Regions from separate parts of the Homo sapiens genome. Here all the other regions are linked to region 5. A link is a contact called in ENCODE Hi-C or POLR2A ChIA-PET data. All regions are on one chromosome and are shown on one strand. The core of a region is the stretch at or near the end of the contact, and the rest is flanking DNA. Distances in the headings are between cores, read along the strand shown.

Region 1 (3,907 bases), core at 1,261-3,760, 4.8 Mb before region 5:
GCTACAAAACAGTGATTCCATGTTTATATTAAAATAAACATACACAAATTAAAAATTTCCTTAGATATCCATTTAATCTCTGGGATCATAAGCAATGTTTAGGTATTTTTTGCTCATTTATTGCCTAGGTTTTACACAATGAGCATATATGTTAATTGTGTAATTTAAAATTATGGAATTAAGTGCAAGAGTTCCTAACCACCTTTTACAAAACTGTTATGAGAAAATACATTCTAGATTCAAACAAAAACTAAGCAATATATCCCTTATTCTAACAGCTCTAAAATCTGTTCTTCTCATTATACTCCCACCTAAAATCCCACATCCAAAAAGTAGAAATAGCTGCTTCTGAATTCCTGAAAGTATCGGTAGGAGGTTGGGAGGAGAGGGGCCGGGATATGAAGAGAGAAACTGAATATTTGAGGACAGACTGTTCGTGTTTTGAGGGAAACTTTAGGAATAGGGCTTGGCTGAAGGAAGGAGGCTGCGAGGTTCCATGAATAAGTTTCAGCAAAATAGTTTCTCCTCTCACCAGTTTTCCACCTTATTCAGGTGTGCATCCACTGCTACATGCTCCAACCAATTGCTGTTGAGACCCCAGAGACCCCAGCACCACGTGTGATTAGGAAGCGCTTCCATCATTGAAATGGAATAGAGTCTACTTGCTCACAGTAACTCCTGTTTCTATTCCTTTGCTCCTTCCTTAGCAACTTCAGGTCTTTCTTCAGTAAAATTTTTTGCTTTGTAAACCTATTTTTTTTCACCTCCTGTAACATGATATGCTGCCCTTCTACGACCTTTGACATACCAATCATCTCCATCTGAAATACTTCTATCCCTTTCCCAACCCTATCTTGACTAATTTATTTCGTACTCATTTTTATTTTCATTTAGGTGCCACTTCCTCAGGGAATCCGTGAACACAGTGTCCATAACAGATTCCTTCAAGACTTTATCTCAATTAACAAATATATTTTATGCATTATTTAGTAAGGCTATCTACTATCTAGTTGAACCATTAAGTCCCAGGCTCAATGAAAACAGTGCCATTAGCTGGTTTTGCTCAGCATGGTTACTCCTGCATTTGGAACATAGCAAGTGCTCAACAAATATACGCCGAATGAGAGAATGAATGAATGAACAACTGAGTAAACAACTAGCAACCGAGAGGCTTGGTGGGGTAAGAATTACATTAACTATGTCACCTCATGGTGGAACTGTGCACATTTTTTCTTTTGATGGCGGACTTGTGTACTGACAAGACAAAGTTTTAAATAGATACGATTTTGGAAAGTTCCCTTTAAAGCAAAGCCATACAATAAATATTTAATCAGCCAAGAAAAAGGCTGTAGTCTAGCCTGGGGACTTCACAAATGACCCAAATCATGAGAGCCACGTCTCTACAGTGTCTTAGTACTGTATCTTCCTTGAGCAAAGGAACGCACTTGCCCCATCATGGCAAGTTCAGGTACAGAGTGCAAGGAATCTACAGCTTTCCTACCCCGACACAGGTTTAGGTAGGAAAACGCGAGCCTAGGATGATGGGGAGAAAGCGGGCATTTATTCAAAATGTATTTACTGAGCACCTACTGTGTACCAGAAAGCCCTAGTTGTGGGCTGGCTCTGACAGGTCCGCTGTGTAGCTTCGGGCATTTCTCCTTCACAGAGCCCAAGTCCTGAAGGCGAGCAAGTGGGGCCCCGCCTGCCTGCCTCAAAAAGCTGGGCTGGGGATTCCAAGGGCGAGAATGCGCTTCAGAAAGTGCCAGGAGGCACGAAGGCCAGCGGCCCCAAACGGCCTCGCTAACCTCGGCCCGGGCGCGGGGAGCGAGCCCAGGACGGCCGTCCGCTGGCAGCAGAGCCGGGCGGAGGCGGGCGCCCGCCCTCCGAGGGGCCGCGCTTACCCGTCGGGCGAGTACTCGAGGTTGAAGACGGCGCCGTGGGTGCGGGTGCTGAGGTACACCGAGTCCGCGGGGTGGATGGAACCGTAGAGGCTAGTCATGGTGCGAAAATTGTCCCGCGCCGGGTCCACGAACAGCCCGCGGCCCAGGCTGCGCTCTTTCAGCCACCCGAACAGCCTAGCGCCAGGGCCGCCCAGGCCCGCGCCGAGGCCGTGTCGGCCCCGGCTCTTGGCCCTGCAGTCTGGCCCGGGCCGCCGGCACGGAGGGGAGGGAGGTGACGGCTCTCCCGGGGCGGAGGCAGTTGAGGACTCCGGAGCTCCAGGCAGCCCTAGCTCTCCGGAGCGCGGGGCCGGGGACAGCGATGGGGCGCCGGGGCGGCGAGGGCTTCGGGCGGGTGGAGGGGGATGGGTCGCATCAGCCCCGGGATGTAGTGGCGAGGGCGGCCCGGTGGCTGCTGCCTGCCCCTCGTGGGGCGTCGGCTCCTCAGCCCCGGCTCCGGCCGATCCGTCCCCTCCAGGGCTATGGGGCCCAAAGGGAAACATGATCAACGCCCCCGCCCCCCGCTCCGGGCCACTGCCCCGCCGGCCGACACCTCAGTGCCCCTGTTCAGCTGCCACTTCCGGCGTGCAGCGGCCTAACCCCACCGGCTGGAAACCCGCGCCGCCCCTCGGCCACCGTCCGCCGGGGACCGGGAAAGCTGAGACACCGCCGGGTTTGGGGCGCCGCAGTCCCGGGAACGGAGGTAGGGAGCGAGTAGTTACCTGTGTGAGCGACTGAGCATCTGGGCACCTGATCTGGGTGGCAGAGTCGGTCTGTAGTTGTCAGTGACCGGTGGCCGCGTGCCTGGGGATGAGTGGCCTGACCAGTCAGTCCTGTGAGGCTGAGTATGTACTGGTGTCTCCACTTTACACTGGGATCAGCGAGGGATTAAGAATTAGTGCATTACGTGCAGGCCACACACAATAGGTGACATGCCACTCTTTTTTTTTTTTTTTTTTTCCGAGATGGAGTCTCGCGCTGTCGCCCAGGCTGGAGTGCAGTGGCGCGATCTCGGCTCACTGCAACCTCCGTCTCCCGGGTTCAAGCAATTCTCTGCCCCAGCCTCCCGAGCAGCTGGGATTACAGGCGCCCACCACCACGCCCGGCTAATTTTTTGTATTTTTTAGTAGAGATAGGGTTTCACCATCTTGGCCTGGCTGGTCTTGAACCTCGTGATCCACCCGCCTCGGCCTCCCGAAGTGCTGGGATTACAGGCATGAGCCACCGCGCCTGGCCAGCATGCCCAACTCTTAAAGGCACAACAAGTTCAGGGTGACCACAGGCAGCTTCTTCCAAAACCTATTTGTCACAAGGCAAAGGAGAGACTGAGAGGAAACAGGTTTGGATGTGCTACCCAAGGAATGGCTGAGATAGCCAGTCTGTGTATCTGGGCTTAAATGAAAGATGGCAAATAGGTGATAGTTACTTTTCTGGGTCAACTTGACTGGGCTAACAGATGCCCAGATAGCCTGGAAAACCATTATTTCTGTGTGTGCCTGTGAGGGTGTTTCCAGGACAGATTAGCATTTGAATCAATAGAAGATCTGCCCTCACCATTGTGGACAGGCATCATCCTATTCATTAAAGACTGAAAAGGAACAAAAAGGCAGAAGGGTGATTTAACTTTCTCTTAAGTTGGTACATCCATCTCCTGCCCTTAGACATCAAAACTCGGTTCTGCGGGCTTTGGACTTGGGGACTCATCGTCAGTTTTCAGGCCTTCAGTCTTGGACCGGGAGTTATACCATTAGCTCCTCTGATTCTCACACCTTCAGACTCAGACTGAATTACACCACCAGATTTCCTGGTTCTCCAGCTTGCAGACTGCAGATCATGGGACTCCTCTACAATGATATGAACCAATTCCCATATTAAATGTTCTCTTATATCTATATCTCCTATTGGTTCTACTTCTCTGGAGACCCCCTGGATGGGTCCAATCTACTGTAGCAGCCTACTTGCCTGGCATT
Region 2 (3,748 bases), core at 113-2,612, 4.4 Mb before region 5:
CCTGGGATTACGGGCGCCCACCACCACGCCCGGCTAATTTTTGTACTTTTAGTAGAGACAGGGTTTCACCATGTTGGCCAGGCTGGTCTCGAACTCCTGATCTCGGGCGATCTGCCCGCCTCAGCCTTCCCAATTGCTGCGATTATAGGCGTGAGCCATCGCGCCCGGCTGGGAGTTCCATTTTTCTGGGAGCTCCTCCAAGACCCTTACCCCCACCCCCAGAAGAACCCAGCTGAGTTCGCGGGCCTGCCTTTGTCTCCAGAGCCACGCAGCGCTCCCAGACACGCTGCGCCGGAGAAGGCAGCTTTCTTCTGCCGTCCTCACCCTAGGAAAGGGGGTTTCTTCCCTGGCCCCAGTGTCCGATGCTCAGGGATCGGGTTCTCCCTCCGAGGGTGCACCTGGAAACCCGAGCGTCGCCCCGGGGCTCGCTTTTTTCAGACCGCGTCCCATACAAGTCCGCGACCCTTCCACGTTTGGGACAGGAGTGGGAGAGCTTAGCGCTTCCTATTTTTTTGTGGGGGGAGTGCAGGTGATTATAAATCTGGGCATGCAGACTACAGGCTTATTTGACCTGCAGCCGAGTGCGGGGCCAAGCGCCGGGCTCCTGGGGCGCCACCGTTTCCAGACGCGCAGCCACCCGGACTGGACGAGGGGCGGGGTCCGACCTAACTGCCATCCGATGGACAGCGTTTTTTATTCGCGGTTTTCACCCTGGACTTTGGCTTAGTTAAACCTAAAGAGCTTTTTGGAATCTTATCTTTCCCAACGTCTATGAAGTGGGAACTCAATCTCCAGCCCTCTACGTGTGTGTGTGTGTGTGTGTTCAGCGAAGGGAATTCACCCCGGAGAAGAGCCCTGGGTCACTAAAGCGCCGGGCACCACGAGGGTGGAAAAATCCTTCAGAACCAGCCAATGGCGGTACGGCCTGCCCTGAGGGCCCGCCTCTCCGGCGCCCTCAGACATCACGCAGTCGTTGTTGTGATTGGCGGATTTAGGCGGAAAGCCCGCTAGCCTAAACCACAGAGGGTTTTGATTGGTTGCAGCGAACAGCCGCATTTCTATAGTCCAAACCTGGAGCAGTTTAGTGATAAATCCCGCCCTAAAAGGCATTTGATAACCGTTTTACATGTTGTAAGGCAAAGGGTGATTGGTCAGAGAGCTCACGGATTCAGTCGGTAGTAAACACAACCAGACTTCAGGGACCGTGGATTGGTCAGTTTTTCCGGGGGCTAAGTAAATTCCTCCAGGTTCCGCGCGCCGGCTGGCTGCACTCCTACCCCGGCCCCGCCCTTCCCATTGCTGATTGGTTGCAGCCCAACTGGGAGAGGCGGAATGGGGCGGAGTAGGCGCTCTTGCATTACGTCACTTCCGCTTATCCTCGGGCGCCGCCGCCGTGTTCTCAGAGTGCTGCGGCGAACTGGCTGGAGGAGCTAGGGGACTAGAGGCGGGGTGGGAGGGGGGCGGGTGGAAGGGGGAGGAAGTCCCGTAACGGAGACGCTGGTCAGGACGTTCCCACCTCCTCTGACACTGCCGAGTCCGATCGGAGAGGGGTCACCGCCTCCTTCAGCGAGGAGGAGGGGGGCGGAGCCCGACTCAGGTGAGGAGACCCCGTCAGCGAGTATCGTGATGGCGGGCGCGCTCACGTGGGGAAGGTTGAGCACCAGGGGCGCGCCAAGGCGTCGGGGAGCGCGCAGACGTGTACTGGTGCCCCCGGACTACTCTGGCTGTCTTTCGGAGGGGAGCATTGTTACCGTTGGAGCCAAGGGGCCAGGCGGGTTCTTCTGCGCAGGCGTCCCCGGTGTCCCGACGCCAGGCTGTCTGCGGGGTGGGGCGGGGGCTGGTACTCCTGTGGATCCCCGGCTGGCGACGTAGGTTCCCGAATGGGGTGGGAAAGGCCTCAGGACCAGCGGCCTGGCGGGATGAAGAGAGGATCTGCTGCCCTGCGGGATGTGGTCGGACGGCTCCCTTGCCCCCATCCTGGGTCTTGAGCGACGAGGTTTCATTTCACCAGAGCAAGGCCATAGGCAGACTGCCATCGGGAGCCAGCGGCCGACCCTGGAGGGGTGGAGCCAGTGTTTCGGAATGCCCCAACTTGTTATGAGAGGACTGAAGTGTTTAATAGGCATTTATTGAATGCCCACTACTCCCAGGCTTCGTGCGAGGAGCTGTGGGGGATGCGGTGGTAAGACACTGCCGTCCCATCTTCTCCTGTTTGGAGGACAGATTTGTATGTAAATAATAAAAGGCAGTGAATTAAGGGGTGTTGAAGGTTAGTTTTTTCCTTTCATAATGGTCATTTTTTTTTAAGTCAGTCAGCATTCTGGCATAGTGAAGGATATTGTGGAAACTAATTTTCTGAACAGAAGGCAAATCCTAAATAATTTGGAGGAAAAATTTTAGGTGAAAGCACAGTAAAGTTGATTACTAAGTAGTATCTTCTGACTCTAGTTAACTTGAATTAATAGAAGGAACTCTTCACCTTCAAAAATTGAAGCAAAAATATTCCAAAACATGTTCTCATATTTTTCACTTGTATTAAGTAGAGGACATTACGGGCTTTTCTTTAGAGGTTGAAGAGAATGCTGTGCCTTAGTCATTAAGTCATTGGTAATTTGTTGTCCTAGTATGGGCTGTTGTGCTTAGATGTAAAAGGCTGGGCAGAACTTGCTTTTCATTTGCCTAAACTCTTGTGATTTCTGTGGGGACGGTGGTTGGCAGTAAGCTAATAGTTCAGAGGGAAAAGTCCAGATGGGAAGAAGACAAGGAATTTTAGAGAAAAGCCCCTAAGCCAAAGGAAACCGTTCACTCTTCCTTTTAACCCTTATGGAAATCTCATCAAATTTGGGAAGATTGACCTGGCCACCACAGCCAGCTTGGTGACCTTACAGGTAAGACTACTTGGGTGGGGACCTGTTTTGGGCCCTTGGGTTTTGCTGAATAAACAGACTCTTTTTTTGAAGAGTCCTGAAGTCAACTCGTTTACTAGAGATTTGCCCCTTTTCCCTAAAAGTTGTGTCAAAACATAACTTTTAGTTAGCTGAGGATGCTGGCAAGCTGGATTTTGGTTAATTGATATGTCTCTAGCAGAATTCTGAAAATGGTAAGATTTGGAGGAAAGGCATCTTACAGACTTAGGAGCGAACGCTCTCAAAAGAGACTCACAAGACTGTCCCCAAAGTGGAAGTAATAAAAAATCACTGGGATATCAAATAGTACTTAAAGAACTCAGCATGAATTATATCGAATTGGAGACTTTAAAATATCTTGTGTTCAGTGAAATTGACAAAACCTGGTGTAGTGCTGACAGAGAATCTTGAATCTGGCTCACATTCGTTTTGGAAATGGAAAAAAGAACCCAAGGTATTGATTCTATGTTAGCTTTCAACTTTTTTTTTAATGTAAATTAATTTTAAATACTTTCCCCCTCTGTCAGTTTTAAGCGTGTGATTTTTCTTTTACTGTACGTAATATTTCTCAAATATGGATGTTGTCTAGTAGAGCCAGTTTTGTTAGTGTAGCAGGTGGGATGGAATGTAGCACTACACTATGCCTTTTGTCTAAGTATGAAGTGAACTTCTCATCTCCTAAAAGACCAGCTGTTTCTGAGTGAACTATTGCTCTTTGCATATGTTCTCATCATTTTCACCACTGAATAGTAGCTTTTAATTTCAAGATCCAGTTTTAGAGGTGCCTTTCATTTTATTAGTTATACATGTATTTCCTAAAAGCTTTGATTTATCTTGACATC
Region 3 (3,700 bases), core at 859-3,358, 4.9 Mb before region 5:
CATATGGCTAAAGCACAGAATATAGTTGGGGTTGAGGTGGACAGACTGGCAAAAGGGCCAGGACAGGACAGCCCCGTGCACCGAGTTAAGGAGTTTGGATTTACTGGGGGAACCAAGAGGGAACCAAGGGGGAACCATTGGAGATTTTTAAGCTGCGGGATGACATGATCACAGCTGGGTTGGAGGATATCTGGCAGCTGACCTAGTGGTTGGAGGTATGGAATGCAGGAATGGGTGGATGAGGACAGAAATGAAGGGCTAACTTTAAGATGGATCTGGTATCCAAAAATAGAGGGTTTTCATCCCCAACATTCATATGCCCAAGAAGAGCCAATGAAGGGCCTGGGGGTTTCTGACAAGGAACTAAGAGCTGGAGGGGCAGAGGACTGTGCTGTGGCCTGCAGCAGCATAAAAGAAGCAGACTGGGCTCAGCTCCAGACCTCAGTTTTCCCGTTAGCCTGGGATTTTCTGAGTCTGGTGTGCCCCAATTGTGTGTTTAATTTCAGTCTTTTCCTTCTTGTTCAGGTTTTACCGCAGGAGAATAACCTCTCCATTCTAATCTGAAATTAATTATTTATGCTTATGAACACGCTGGATGCCTGCCTGGTTTATTTATTTTTCAAATAATGCATCTGAATAGGCATTCACACAAGACAGGGCAAACATAATTTTGAGGCAAAGGCCCTTTCCAACTGTTGCCCGATTAACTGTTCTAAGCCATTGTGTAGCCTTGTCCTTATCCTGCGGAGTCCAAAATTTATCCCTCGCGTACTAATTAGATGGCAGGTGTCTGTGTCTGACAGTCAAGATTCGCATTATCCAGCCCCACCACCTGACCCTTACAATCTTATCTCCTGCTGCTATGACTTTCTCCACTGGGCCAAATTCCACTCATCCATCCTCCAAGGCCCAGTTCAAACGTCTGCTCTGTGAAGCCATCTCTGGTTCTCCCTCGAGGGGGGAGGTCCCCTCATGCTTCTGAATTTCCAGTCTTTTGTTGTTGTATCCTTCATCAGACGCTAAGCTCCCCAGGACCTGGCACGCAGTAGGTTCCTCAATGGAGCGTTTGCTGGAATGGGGGAGGGTGGTCTCCAGCTTCCCGAGAGGCACCTAAGCACGCCAGCCAAAGTGGGGCTGGGCAGAGACCAGACCCGCTTTTGGAGTCAGTGTCTACAAAGTGCTCTCGGGGGAAGGGGGCACGCGGGGAACGTCGCCCACCCGGAGCCGATCCCCCCAAGAACGCTTCACTCGGGTGGGGTTACTGCTTGGGCTCGCCCCAAGCACAGTGCGCACACTTCACACATCCGCAAGCCTCCTGAAACGCCTCTCCCCTCAGGCCGACCTTTCTGTTTCCTTCAACGCCTCCCATCTGTTGTGTGCGTTCCAGTTTCCAACTCAGAGTCAGAACCATCATTTCCAAAGACTCCTGCAACAGCCCGAGGACGCATACAAGGCATGGGTTACTTTTCAGACGGAGATTTGGGGCTCAGGGTCCAGCGACTCACCCAAGGTCACTCTCAAGAAGTATGAGGGCTATGACTTTGACCCAAGCCTTCTAACTCCCCGGGCAGCGCTCCTCCCAAGCCCCCCGCAAGCTGTCTGAGCTTCAAAGGAAAAAGTTTAAAAGTGATCCATACGTCCCAAAGCACGCACAAAGCGTTCTTCTGTAAACTGCGGCATGGGTCGCTGATAAAAGGTCCCTCTGAAGGTTTGAAGATACTCAACAAGGCTCCACAGAGGGTACTTTGGAGTTTTCCGCGAAGGCGCTCGCCCCGCAGAACCGACAAGGCCCCTAAAACCGACAATGCCCAGACGCCCCCTGCAGGCAGCGCGCTAGAGAACGCGTTGGCTGTTTCTGGCACGCTGAGGCCACCGTACGGCATCAAGGGTGAAGCATGGTGGCTAGCGGAGCCCGCATCCTGACAGGTGTGCTGGCGTGGCCCTCTACCTGCCCCGCCGCGGCGGCCTGCGGCCAGGAGAAGTAGGCTGGCGACATCTGGCGGGCCGCGGGCCGAGGGAGGGGAGGCGGGGCGGGGCGGTGTCTCCCTCACGTGACCCCAACAGCGCCCAGCGCGTCGCGCTGCGCCCCAACCTCGGGGTCGGTCACAGTCTGCGCCTGCGCGGGCCCCGGCTCGCTAGCCGTCCTGCGGGACGCCGGCGCTGATGGGTGAGTGTGGGACGAGCGTGGGGAAGCACCGGGCTTTCTTCGCATGAGGTTGGAGGGAGGGGAAACGCGCTGAAGGGCCCGCTGGGGCAGGCTGCCGCCCTGGGGGCCCATCCCTGTCTTCTGCGCGCTCCGGCTGCCCTGGCCCGGTCCCTGCGGGCCCCACCCAGGCGGCGCGGGCGGAATCAGTTCTGAGCCTCCTCGGCTCCGGGCTCCCCCGCCTGCCGCGGGTGTTTGTCCGGCTGCTGGGCGACCTTTCCCGCGAAGGCGCTGTCCCTTCATTCGGGCGCGCCCTGGGCTGGGGAGGCACCTCCCTGGTGCACAGGAACCGCAGGGGCGGGGAGGAGCCGGGAGCTGCCTGCGCCCGGGGGACAGCGGGGATGGCACCGCGCAAGGGCCTCTGCGTCCCGGGAGACTGGGATTTCGGCCTCACCTCGGGACCCCTGACTGTGAAGTGTCAGAAACGGAAGAGGACTTAGTGATCTTGTCCAACCCCCTCCCCGCCTTTCACAGGTTGGGGAAATGGACGCCTGGAGAACGGTAAGTTCAGCTACATAGCCTGGCAGTGCTTGTTCTGCGACAGCATATTGCATCGCGTTGTAGGAAGCTCACTTGTACAAGGATTTTCGGGGACGATGGTGTTGGTGGTGTTAGTCTCCATCCATTATTTGGTGTTCAGTTTAGCTAGATGGAGTATGTCAGCACCTCAACTTCCTGCAAAACCTTTGTTTTGCATCTCACAGCTCTACCTAGCTGATCTTAATTCCCACCTTCTGTTTTTCTCTACTTGTAATCTCTGAAACAGAAGCCCTTGAAATGTATAGTGACCTTGCCATTTTGAGCCGCCTCTGCCCGTGCTTTGAAAGGATTCCATAGGATCAAAAGGTGCTAGGACTCTTGAGGTCCCATAGTGGTTTAGAGCACAGGTTACCGCTTTGGAACTGGAATCACCCTTAGCGCATCTCAGGGGAAAACAAGCTAGGAGTTGACTCATCTGATCTCTCGTTTGGTAAATGAAAGCAAACTCAGATCAGTGGATTTTAAAATCAGATATTGCTTTGTCTTTATATTGGCAAGCTAGTGTCGTAACTAGGACTAGACCCAGGCTGATCTTGTTCTGAATGCTGACTCAGACCTGCTGACTAGTGGAAATTCACATCCTTTGAGAATTGGAGTCACCCTCTCCCCAGTTTTTGCAGAGACCTTTGTGCTAGGATCATATCTGTATCATGCTGATCCATGTAGGCTGTAAATTATAATAAGGTTTTAGACTTTACACTGTTTTCTTAGTCACAGAAGCTTGACACTTGTAGTTGCTTGAAAATCAAGTTCATTAACTGCTCCCTTATGATGAGATAGTTTTACGTAGCAAACAAGCGTAAAGTTATGGTAAATAAATTTTGCAATAAATTGCAAAGAATTATCCACATTAATGAATAAAAATATAAAGATCAGTTTAGCAAAGAAATTTAACCATGTTCACAGTATAGGTAAACATGCAAAAGTCTAAACTGTACTACCAAATAATGCTGTGCA
Region 4 (3,489 bases), core at 348-2,847, 4.1 Mb before region 5:
TCATTCTGACCTTTTGCTCTTATTTACTTCCAAATATCTTTAGCCTCCCTAGATGTTCCTTCTTGATGACACACGCATCCATCTCCGGCCGATTTAAATCAAATCCACAGCCTCATTTTCAGTCCAATTTTCATTGGAATGTGATGAATACACTTTACTTTCAAAGTAAAATTTTTCTTACTCTTAGTAAGCTGCCCTGACAGGACAGTTGAAACACAATTGTCTAAAGGGTTAAAATGTCTGTCCATTTTTCAAATGCGATGGCCACTCTGAATCAAATCTGATTGGGATGGAGAATCCAAATGTGTAAAACAAAAGTCACAAAAGACAAACAGAGCACAGTATTTCAGTGGGGGAAAAAAAATAAGCTAAATTTAGTCACTTAAGTCCCAGCTCTTCTTGGGATATATATATGATTTTTACGAGAACTAATCCTATCCGGAAACATTTCCTTCACCTTTCCCTTAGCCCTTTTCCTTCGGTCATGCAGTCTCTTACCGTGCTAATTATCATATTAATATAATCCTCACTTGCGATCCTTCCTGACTTTATTCCCCATGCTCAGATTCTCCTGAAAGCATAACGCTTTCCTAAGTATACACACAATCCATTTAAAAGTCTTTGTATGCGACAGCCTAACTATTCAAACACGAAGTCATTTCTCTAACGGTCCTAGAAAAAATTTTAAAAAGAAAAAGAAAACCACAAAGTCAAGAGCTTCTGAGGGGACCTGAAAAGTCATCAAATTGAACGCTCTCGTTTTATAGTTGGAGAAAGGAGCTCAGAGAAACTTATTCACTGAGCTAAAAAGGCCCTACTAATGCAGCCCGTAATTCAACTGTGCAATCTGAAATAATCTTAAATTCAGCTTCAATAAGAGCTTTCTGGAATCGCCAGCGAATCCGTGGGGGAGCCACGGCTAGAACCCAGGCCTCCTGATTCCCAGCCACAGCTTTTCCACCGAACCAGCAGCTCTTCCCAAAAGTTGAAGGCAACTGTCCGCTCACAGGATGGGAGGGATAAAGGGCGCCTTAGTAAACACAGTCCAAGTCTACTCGTTTTACATGAGGAAAGGGTCACAGCTCCCGAAATTTTGGATTCTACTGCTGCAGCTGCTGCTTCTGACAGCAGAGGCGGGAGGTGGCCCAGGACTACTCGGTCCTCAAAGACTGGACTCTCTCTCGGCGCGCCGGGACCTCCGCGCTTCACTGACTGGCTTCCCTAGAAGACTGGGGGCCTTGCGGGGAAATAAAAAGGGCAGACACGCCACCCTCACCGAGGCCCTAGACGCCCAGCCGCTCTAGAATCACGGCATTAGCCCTTGGAAAGCCAGGGAGACGCGGACCCCCTAGACCCGCAGCCCGGCCGCGTGGGGCGGCGCGCAGGTGACGGACCAGGAGCTGCGCCCTGCCACGAGTGAGGGGCGGACGGGAGACGTCGAGGCCGGCGAGGGGGCACGCGCTAGTTCCACAGCCCGGCGGGCAAGAAGGAGGGTAGGCAGGGGTCCCGAGCCGCGGGCGGCGGGGGTCCGTCACACACATACTCACTGCCGCAGCTGCGAACAGGAAGCACCAACCGGGAACCAAAACGCGTAGAGGGACGGGGAGGGGCGAGGACAAATGAGGTAAGGAGGCCGCGTCCGCGCAGACCCGGGAGGGAAGGCACTTCCGGGGACAACACAGCTCTAGTCACCGCCTTTCCGTCCCCGCCCACCTGCCGCGCCTGATGTGCGCATGCGTAGTGGGTGCGAACCGTTCTCTGCCCCGCCCATAATTATTAGGTTTGCCTTCCTTGCTTTCCCCCTTCCCCTTCCCAACTTCTCTTGAAGCTACCTAGGCTGCATCTATTATTTGAATGACTCGTACGAAGGAGATGCTATTTACCGGGCAAAAGCCGGGGAGTTCGTGCCCTCTACCCCCGCGAGGAAAACTACAACCCCCATGAGGACACGGGCGAGGTTGAGGCCGGGCTCCGCCTCCTTCTCCCTGGCGCTCGGTGGACGCCTTCTCAGTGCCACGTGGCGCGGGAGCCTAGCTGATCGCGTGCATGACGAGGGCCAGCGTGGCTGGCTGCTTGGCCCGCAGACCTGGGCAGCGGGAAACGCGTACTTGAGAGCGCATGGCTTCAAGCTTCTCCCTTGCGCTCATGATCTTAGGCTGGTCGCTTTTTCTTTTAGGCGGAACACAGTTCACACTGGGCGCCTCCAACTCTCTGGAATTCTAGGCAACAGATTAACACTTTGTGAATCTCGAAGAGCTGCACTCCTGCTAAATATTGGAGTTAATGCTGATCCTTTGGAAGTCTCTGAAGGTTGCAAGATTGTGCTGGGAGCCTCTGGCTTCATTTGCCCTTCTCACACCTTATTTTAATACAAGGTAAACCCATCTGTAGAACTTTAGAAATAACTGTCGACCTAAAGGAAAAACTGAGGCAAAGTTAATATAAGTGGAGAATTTATTTGGGCCAAGTTTGATGAGGGCAACCTGGGATCATCAATTCAAGTTGCCCTTAATATGTGATCCGATAAGCAGCAGTTTCAACTGAGTTCTTTGTCTTGTGAAGCTCCAGGCTTAAAGGTATCGATCCTCCCACCTCTGTCTCCCAAAGCACTGGGATCACAGGCATGAGCCATTACACTTCTTGTAGCAGCTACGAGTGAATTTTTTTCTTTCTTTATGGTTTTTTTTTTTTTTTTTTTTTTTTTTTTCCTGAGACGGAGTTTCGCAGTTGTTGCCCAGGCTGGAGTGCAATGGCGCGGTCTCGGCTCACTGCAACCTCCGCCTCCCAGATTCAAGCCATCCTCCTGCCTCAGCCTCCGAAGTAGCTGGGATTACAGGCGCCTGCCACCACGCCCAGCTAATTTTTGTATTTTTAGTAGAGTCGGGGTTTCACCATGTTGGCCAGGCTGGTCTCGAACTCCTGGCCTCGACCTGCCAAAGTGCTGGGATTAGAGGCGTGAGCCACCGCGCCCGGCCACGAGTGAATTTTTAAAGGAAAAAAGAAGAGGCTTTTGCTAAACTACATACCAAGAATTGACACTAAAATAACATAAGCTATCCATTGGCTACACATTGTTCTTTCTATCACAAATTTTAGGAACACGAAGATAAAGGGTGATGCAGGTACTGGGAAGAAAAGAACAAAATGCCTTTAAACAATTGCCACACACCCCTACCCCCCACCCCCACCCCCACCACCACCTACATGGGATGGTGCTAACTGAAGTACCATACTCAAGTCCCTCTGGGCCTGATAAAGTTTGAATGCCTGCCTGGCTAATGGGGTAGCTCTCACCTGTTTGGGAGCCCGAAGTGGGAGGATAGCTTAAGGCCGAGAATTCGAAACCAGCCGGGGTAATATAGCAAGACGCTGTCTCTACAAAAAAATTTAAAAATTTAAAAATTAACTGGGCGACTGGGCGCAGTGGCTCACGCCTGTAATCCCAGCACTTTGGGAGGCCGAGGCGGGCGGATCACCTGAGGTCAGGAG
Region 5 (3,779 bases), core at 1-2,500:
ACCCCCAAAACATCGTAGTAAGTTGTTTCTTTCACCATCTTCTACTGCCTGAAATAAGAAAATGCAACTTTAACCGGCTTTCAACTGGTAGCTTTTAATAAAAAAGAGAGCTAAGGCCGAGCAATCTCTTTGCAAAATCCGATTATAAGAACACCACCTTCCCTAAATTTCACCAAAAAGGTAACAATTCCTGCGATAATTCAGCTATAAACTCGAACAGACAAAACAAATAATCATTATCGGGAAATAATCTGAGAGCCGCCTTCTAGCAGCTGGTTCCAATTTTCCTACACCAAAGCTTCCATACTAATATAACACAACTATTATCTGGATTCTTCCCGTTTGCCCTAGAGGCGGTGACAGTTGTAACCAAAAGAAGCACTGATATGTTCAGTCTACCGGTCATTACACTATCACTGTCTTTGGCAAATCTGATAAACTCCATATACTCTCCAGAAAAAGACGTCTGGGCACACAGTGGTGGGGGGGAGTGGTTTATAGAACAGGTTACTGGCTCCACACAGCAAGCCCTCCACCGCCCACGGCTTACAGCTTCTCCAGCCGAATCCCTCTCGCCCCTCAGGCTGGCAGAGTTTACCTGCCAGGTTTCCCCTTGCACTTGGCGCTGACCGATTTCCTTCCTTTCTCCCTCCCACCCTGGACCCAAGTGGCGGTGGGGAAAGCCCAGCCCTCAACAAACAAAGGGAGGGGAAACAGAGAAAGCGAAACCAAAAGCCGCAGTCTCCGCCCGGCTCCCCCCGCAGCCCCTCGCCCCTGCCTCCCTGTGCGCGTGCGCAGGGTCGCCAACCCCACTCCCCCCCCCCACCCCGAGCGAGCACGGACGGGGAGGGGGGCCGCGGGGGCGCGCACGGAGGGGCAGCCGAAGACAGTAGCTCCTTGGAGATCCCAGGCTGGGGAAGGAGGGAGGTCTAGGAAAGGTCTCGGGCCCATTCACTGTGCGTGCCGGGGATGGGTTGCCAGGGCACCACACCAGCCCTCCAAAAGGGAAATCGTGGGCCCAGGAACTGACAGCGGTCCTACCCACGCGGCCAACTGCCTCCCGACCGCGGCTCCATCGGTTTCCCGGCGCCAATGGCGCCAGCCAGGGGACTAGGGGCAGCGCGAGGGCTCAAACTCACCGGTGCGGGCTGAGGCCGGTGTGTGAGGGAGCGGGAAGGAGCGCCGAGCTGTGCGCAGCCGGGGTAGTTACCGCTCCTCCGCCTCTCACCGAGCGTTCTGGAAAGTTCCGCCCGGCGCGCCGCAGCCGTCCTCTTTTGTAGCCGAACCCGGGCGCGTCACCCGCCGGAAGTCCCGCCCTTCTCGGCCGCTGCCACCGCCCCGCCGTTACCTGGGCAACGGCGCGGGGGCGCACGGGTCGGGAGGAGCTGCGCCGAAAGGCCTTGTGGGTGTTGGTGCTAGCGCGGCTTCCCGGCGCTCGTGGAATCTTCTGGAGCCCTTTTCTCCACTCAGCGAGCCTGAGAGTGCGGAAGTCTCCGGCTGGTGGGGCATGGCCCAGGAGCACTGCAAGTCCTAGGGTTCCCAAACCTGTGGGGTGGCCGCCTGGGCCCGCGAGGGCGGGAAGGGCTCGAGTACAGTGACCCAGCGGGAGCTGTGTGTGAACGGGAAAGCTCTTGGAACAGTCTTGCCCCCCCCCCCCCCCCTCTTACGGGCGCCTCTTCTCTTTTTGGGAACGTGGCGAGCAAAAAATGCTTGAGCCAGGTGGGTCTAGTCCCCAGACCAATAGCATAGGCCTTGGGTCTTGCTGTTTTTCACGCGTGGTCCAAGGCGGCATAATTAATCAAATTGTGAAGTTGTTAAGGCTTTTTGTGCAAGTCCAGGCCCCTAGACACATGTTATCTGCCCTGGACCTCGCTGATTCGTGCAGATTGAGCTCAGTGTGTCTGGGACTGAGCTAAACAGTGAGACGTTTGGACCGTCTTTGATGTACAGAGGGCCGTGGACTCCTCTGGTCAGGTTTTCACCCAGTTTGGCTACAGAGTAGCCGCAAGAGTGTCTGACTAAAACAATTTGTTTAATTATTTGACCTCACTTTTAAATCCTACGGGTCAGGGAACCTGGATGTACAATCTGCAACGTAAGACCTCGGACTTGAAAATGGTACCACGGGGGCTTAATGGGAATTGGGGTCCGCTTCTTTATCCAGGGACACAGCAGGTATGTCAGTATCTAGCACCAAGAAAGATGGAGTTTGCCACGCTCGGTGGCTCACGTGTGTAATCCCAGCACTTTGGGACGCCAGCGTGGGCTGATTGCGTGAGCTCAGAAGTTTGATACCAGCCCAAGCAACATGGTGAAACCCCGTCTCGATTTAAAACAAAAACAGAACTGGAGATGCAGAGTTGAAAAGCCCCAGTTAGACTTTAGTGAGAAGCCAAACAAGTCAACAGACTGCCAGAGAAACCATGAGGTAGAAGTCAGTAGGGGAGAGCCTCCTATATTAACCTGATAGATCAGAGAGAATTTCTTTGGGAAAGTGGCAATTGAGCTGAGTTTTGAAAATGGGAGGAGAGCAGTGGACAAAGCACAGGGGAAGGCTATACTAAGGTGTGGAAGAATATGATGTTTTTAGGAAATTGCAACTAATTGGATATAGCCATAGCTAAGGGAGCTAGAATAGCCGGAGGTGAGGCTTCAAAGCTAGTTAGGGCATGCCTTTGTCTGTTGGTATATATGCTACGCTAAGAATTTTGAACTTTATCCTTGGAAGCATCCTCATGCTGCCTCTTCAGCCTTTTCTCTTTCATTAATTTTAACTGTGCATTCCAGTCACAGAACTATCCGCAGTTTCCCATATACGCCTTTTCACCTTTGTATGCTTTTGCATTGGCTGACAGACACCTGATTTTTTTCAATCTTAGGTGTTGCCTTCTCAAGTATCACCTCTGGTATAAAGTTTTTTGTTTAAACCAACCGTTAATAAACGTCTAATATTACCAGGCAGTGTACTAGGGCTTTGTAATACAAAAATCACGTAAGTCAGGCCGGGCGCCGTGCCTCACACCTGTAATCCCAGCACTTTGGGAGGCCAAGGTGGCGGATCACCTGAGATCCGGAGTTCTAGACCAGCCTGGCCAACTTGGTGAAACCCTTCTCTACTAAAAATAGAAACAATTAGCCAGGTATGGTGGCACGTGCCTGTAGTCCCACCTTCTCAGGAGGCTGTGGCAGGAGAATCGCTTGAACCTGGGAGGCGGAGGTTGCAGTGAGCAGAGATGGTGCCGCTATACTCCAGCCTGGTTGACAGAGCAAGACTCTGTCGAGTCTCAGAAAAAAAAAAAAATCACATAAGTCGTGGTCCCTGCCTTCAAGGAGCTCACAACATAGGGAACCAGAAACAAACAGTTGAGTGTTAAATGCTAATAAAGGAAGAGTAGGGGGTGCATGGTGGCTCAAGCCTGTAATCCCAGCACTTTGGGAGGCCAAGGCAGGCGGATCCCTTGAGTCCCGGAGTTTGAGACCAGCCTGAGCAACATAATAAGACCTCGTTTCTACAAAAATTAGAGTTAGTGTGGTGGTGTGGGCCTGTACTCCCAGCTACTTGGGAGGCTGAGGCAGGAGGATGGACCTGGGAGGTCAAGGCTGCAGTGAGTGGTGATTGCACCACTGAACCTCAGCCTGGACGACAGAGCAATACCCTGTCTAAAAACGAAACTAACAAAAAAGTTAACACTTTTAAGAAGCATTCTTACGTAAAATAAAATAAAAAAACTGGCAATAACTTTGTATGTGGTCTTCGTTTGTACAGAAATGGGATCATT
Region 6 (3,408 bases), core at 902-3,401, 3.4 Mb before region 5:
CTGGACTTGAACTCCTGGGTTCAAGTGATCCTCCTGCCTCAGCCTCCTGAGTAGCTGGAACTATAGGCACCCCCAACTGTGCCCAGCACTGGATTCTCTTTATTTTTTTATTTATTGTGTTTATTTATTTTTTGGAGATGGAGTTTCGCGCTTGTCACCCAGGCTGGAGTGCAATGGCGTGATCTTGGCTCACTGCAGCTTCCGCCTCCTGGGTTCAAGTGATTCTCCTGCCTCAGCCTCCCGAGTAGCTGGGATTAAAGGCATGTGCCACTACGCCTGGCTAATTTTTGTATTATTAGTAGAGACAGAGTTTTAGCATCTTGGCCAGGCTGGTCCTGAACTCCTGACCTCAGGTGATCCACCCACCTCCTGACCTCAGGTGATCCACCCACCTCGGTCTCTCAGAGTGCTGGGATTACAGATATGAGCCACCGTACCCAGCCCTGGATTCTCTATAAATCAGGCATATTTAAGTTACTTCTTAGAAAAGATCCCATGCTCTGTGATTCTCAACATTAGATCTTAACTGAGTGCTTGTTTGGGCACTTAAACAGATGAAGAAAAACTTCTTGGCTGGGCTTGGTAGTTCAGTATCTCATCTGTATTGTGGGCTTAATAGGTATTGGTGGGCCATCCTGGGAACGTACCATTTAGAAAATGATCTATGGCAAAATGGGCTTCTAAGGTCAAAGCCAGATTATATGAACTTTTGGAATAAGGCCTGTTTTTTCTTTGAGTGCTGCTAACTGCTGGCCAGGGATGTCCAATCTTTTGTCTTCTCTGGGCCATGTTGAAAGAATTGTCTTGGACCACACATGAAATACACTTGAAGAAATTTATGAATTTGTGTTGGGCTGCATTGAAAGCCATCCTGGGCTATGGGTTAGAGAAGCTTGGTTTATGGATACCTAGGAAGGAAAAATGAATTCTCTGCCTTTCATAATTACTAAACTGTGGAATTCATAGGAGGAAGACATTGATTCTATACAGGCAGGATAAAAGCTGATTAATCCAGATAATTGAAGAGTTTCTACACACTCACTGTTCTTAGTTTTTAAAATAACCTTAGGTTTAGACCATATCTAGAGATTGATATGTTTGGTGGCTCTTAAGACATTGTTGACTGTCTTTGCTAATGGCAGGAATGTAAGTCAAGAACTCTTGTAATCGAATTATCTAATATTTTTATTAAAACTGCATATATAGTTGAAAACAAATTGTTATTTTAAAATTGTTTTTTTAAAATTGATATTTTAAAGCTTCAAGTAAAAGCTACCATTATTTGCTAAAAAAAAGAAACATTCCTCTTCCCCAAACAAATCCAAGAAGCAAAGCAAGAAGTGAAAAGATTTGACTTTTTAAAGTGAATTTGTAAATTGGATGCGGTGGCTCACCTGTAATCCCAGCTACTTGGGAGGCTGAGGTGGGAGGATGACTTGAGGCCAGATGTTTGAGACCATCCCAGGCAACATAGCAAGACTCCATTTCTAAAAAGAAGTAAAGTAAATTTATGTGCAACTCATAAATTCTGTGTTGAGATAAAAACTGAAGTTACAATTTGACTCTGGAATGTTTAGTTAGTACTATACATCTTTTGAGTCTAATTGACAGGGTGAGTTTTGTTTTGTTATTTTGAGATAAGAGTCACTATTTTGCCCAGGCTGGCCTGGAACTCCTGGGCTCAGGCGATCACTTCAGTCTCTGGAGTAGCTGGGATTACCGCTTCAGAAGTGATTTTGACAAGTTATTCTGGAACTGTGTTGGAGAAGTTTAAAAAAGGTTGGGGTGGGAGTCGAAATCAAACTAGTTTTACCATACCAGGATCTTTTTGTAGCACATTTGAGATGTAAACATGTTTCCTTTTGAAATTTGGTAGAATAGTTATATTATTTTTCCCAATGCTATGTGATTAAAAACACAAGGCTCAAATTTATTTTTAAGGCTTGATTAAAACCTCTTGTTTCTATGGAAGAAAAGTTATTAAATTGAAAGGGGGCTTTAGAAATTTTAATTCCAAGATTGCTTTAAGAAGAGAGAGGCAAGTCAAATTGGATATGGGCCTCACAGAATTGACCTTGCTACTTCCTGGGTCTGGGAAACTGAGGGGGCTATGTTGCATTGGGGCGGGGCGGAAGCCTGGTAGGAGCTAGAAGTGAAACTGGAAGTGCCTTAAAAAAGCACATCGTTGTGTTAGGCTGAGTCAAGCTGGAATGAGCAGTGAGACAGTACAATTCTTAGGCATAAATATGTACGTAGTTCACCTGTAGATTTGCTGGAAGAGCCGACATGTTTGCAGTACCACAGACCAGAGAAGTCTCAGTGGAGGAAAATGAGAGAGAAGCAAAGGGAGAGATGGAGTTAGGGGCCTTCGGGTTCAGATTTTGAAATAAAATCTATGAGTCTTTGAGGGAGGCAGCAGGAAGTTAAAGGTGGAATACTGGAAATAGTTTTCCTTCCTCCATGCTGTATGGAGATGGGGGCTGCTGCATGGAAGTGGGGGCTAGATGTTGGTGAAGGTGTCCTTGTTCGAGCAGAGAAGGTAAGGTATATCCCCTTGGTTGGTTTGTTTTAAGGTGACAGATTCCTGCTACAATATTAGCAATACAAACAAAGGTTAGACAATCTTGTTAATTTTATTATGCCTGGGGTTAAAATTGAAATTCCCTTATTTTAAAAGAAAAATAGCTTATAACATAACAGTGACATCTAAGCGGAATAAATTTCCATGGCAGTTTAATGGTAGTTGTGTGCTTTCTGTCACACACACAACATACTCTTGTCTAACTAGGGCATGCAGTGCTGTTTTTCCCACAGGATTGGTAAGTGATAGATTCATATTCAAAGAGAGAAAAACCACTGCTCTTTCAGTGGGCCTCCCCTACTTCCCATTCCCAGAAACCACTCAGACACTGTGTGGATGGGTGCGAAGCATTATGGATTGGGGCTTATGGTTTGTGGCCCTGAGGTAGACCAGGGGGATCTTGTTAAAATGCCGATTTCTGGCAAGGCATCAGGTGATGGTGAAGAAAGTTTTGAGTACCAGGAGGTAGAGTAGTGGTTCTTAGACTTTAAAAGCTGGACACCCCCACCAGTGCTTTTGATTCACCTCACTGGGTGGGGCCTGCAGATTTCATTTTAAACAGGTTCCTAGGTGATGCTAATGCACATGAAGGGCAGGGTGTGTTCTGAGAGCCACTGTGGTGGAGTAGAAACAACCGAGGAGAATCAAGCCCATCCATCTCATCCTGGCTTCTTGAGCATTATTTCCTTTTTCTTTGTTTTTGTTTTGAGACAGGGTTTCACTCTGTCACTCAGGCTAGAGTGCAGTGGCATGATCCTGGCTCACTGCAGTCTCGATCTCCCCAGGCTCCAGTGACCCTCCCTCCACAGCCTCCCAAGTAGCTGGGA

The links. A loop is a pair of places that touch in the nucleus more often than their neighbours do. ChIA-PET counts read pairs that join two places held with the same protein, here RNA polymerase II (POLR2A). Pooled maps may share reads with other maps.
Region 1: a pooled map shows a loop between it and region 5 (14-fold over the local background). The contact joins the promoter of DCAF10 here to the promoter of DNAJA1 in region 5. A Hi-C loop is called at or near these places in 7 of 50 pooled maps.
Region 2: a loop to region 5 is called in a map of CD8-positive, alpha-beta T cell, with 6 times the contacts of the local background. The contact joins the promoter of ZBTB5 here to the promoter of DNAJA1 in region 5. A Hi-C loop is called at or near these places in 2 of 168 maps with a recorded cell type or tissue (CD8-positive, alpha-beta T cell and naive thymus-derived CD4-positive, alpha-beta T cell) and 12 of 50 pooled maps. POLR2A ChIA-PET finds 5 or more read pairs at or near these places in 2 of 52 experiments (activated CD4-positive, alpha-beta T cell and activated T-cell).
Region 3: a pooled map shows a loop between it and region 5 (6-fold over the local background). The contact joins the promoter of SLC25A51 here to the promoter of DNAJA1 in region 5. A Hi-C loop is called at or near these places in 5 of 50 pooled maps. POLR2A ChIA-PET finds 5 or more read pairs at or near these places in 2 of 52 experiments (GM10248 and activated T-cell).
Region 4: a loop to region 5 is called in a pooled map, with 21 times the contacts of the local background. The contact joins the promoter of ZCCHC7 here to the promoter of DNAJA1 in region 5. A Hi-C loop is called at or near these places in 4 of 50 pooled maps.
Region 6: a loop to region 5 is called in a pooled map, with 2.0 times the contacts of the local background. The contact joins the enhancer-like site here to the promoter of DNAJA1 in region 5. A Hi-C loop is called at or near these places in 1 of 37 single-sample maps with no recorded cell type and 3 of 50 pooled maps. POLR2A ChIA-PET finds 5 or more read pairs at or near these places in 2 of 52 experiments (CD4-positive, alpha-beta T cell and HepG2).

What each region holds. Positions count from the first base shown.
Region 1 is chr9:37,799,400-37,803,306 of GRCh38, reverse strand. DCAF10 (DDB1 and CUL4 associated factor 10) reads right to left here and starts at 2,510. Exons shown (of 7, transcript NM_024345.5): 1 at 1,902-2,510. The coding sequence starts at 2,440. LOC105376037 (a long non-coding RNA gene) reads left to right here and starts at 2,416. Exons shown (of 3, transcript XR_929599.3): 1 at 2,416-2,640. RefSeq lists enhancers at 1,379-1,428, 2,380-2,981 and silencers at 1,739-1,798, 2,019-2,538.
Region 2 is chr9:37,463,064-37,466,811 of GRCh38, reverse strand. ZBTB5 (zinc finger and BTB domain containing 5) reads left to right here and starts at 1,362. Exons shown (of 2, transcript NM_014872.3): 1 at 1,362-1,597. RefSeq lists enhancers at 1-382, 383-1,068, 1,069-1,754, 1,755-2,440 and a silencer at 1,435-1,534.
Region 3 is chr9:37,902,535-37,906,234 of GRCh38, reverse strand. SLC25A51 (solute carrier family 25 member 51) reads left to right here and starts at 2,108. Exons shown (of 3, transcript NM_033412.4): 1 at 2,108-2,167. It also overlaps the pseudogene PAICSP1. RefSeq lists a silencer at 1,908-2,667.
Region 4 is chr9:37,118,682-37,122,170 of GRCh38, reverse strand. It overlaps ZCCHC7 (zinc finger CCHC-type containing 7), which reads right to left and starts at 1,597. Exons shown (of 9, transcript NM_032226.3): 1 at 1,548-1,597. It overlaps LOC105376034 (a long non-coding RNA gene), which reads left to right and starts at 1,771. Exons shown (of 3, transcript NR_188580.1): 1 at 1,771-2,375. RefSeq lists an enhancer at 1,856-1,935.
Region 5 is chr9:33,022,744-33,026,522 of GRCh38, reverse strand. It overlaps DNAJA1 (DnaJ heat shock protein family (Hsp40) member A1), which reads right to left and starts at 1,250. Exons shown (of 9, transcript NM_001539.4): 1 at 1,140-1,250; 2 at 1-48. The coding sequence starts at 38. It also overlaps a transcript of APTX not described here. RefSeq lists enhancers at 600-669, 626-1,220, 1,198-1,492, 1,815-2,410 and silencers at 770-909, 1,190-1,339.
Region 6 is chr9:36,469,859-36,473,266 of GRCh38, reverse strand. It overlaps a transcript of RNF38 not described here. Among named protein-coding and RNA genes, the nearest start is that of RNF38, 71 kb to the right of the region's middle. Within about 2 kb of position 2,151, at least 30 of the 41 ENCODE cell types and tissues checked have a DNase peak (open chromatin) inside an H3K27ac peak, as active enhancers do; they include CD4-positive, alpha-beta T cell, where a contact is called at or near this core.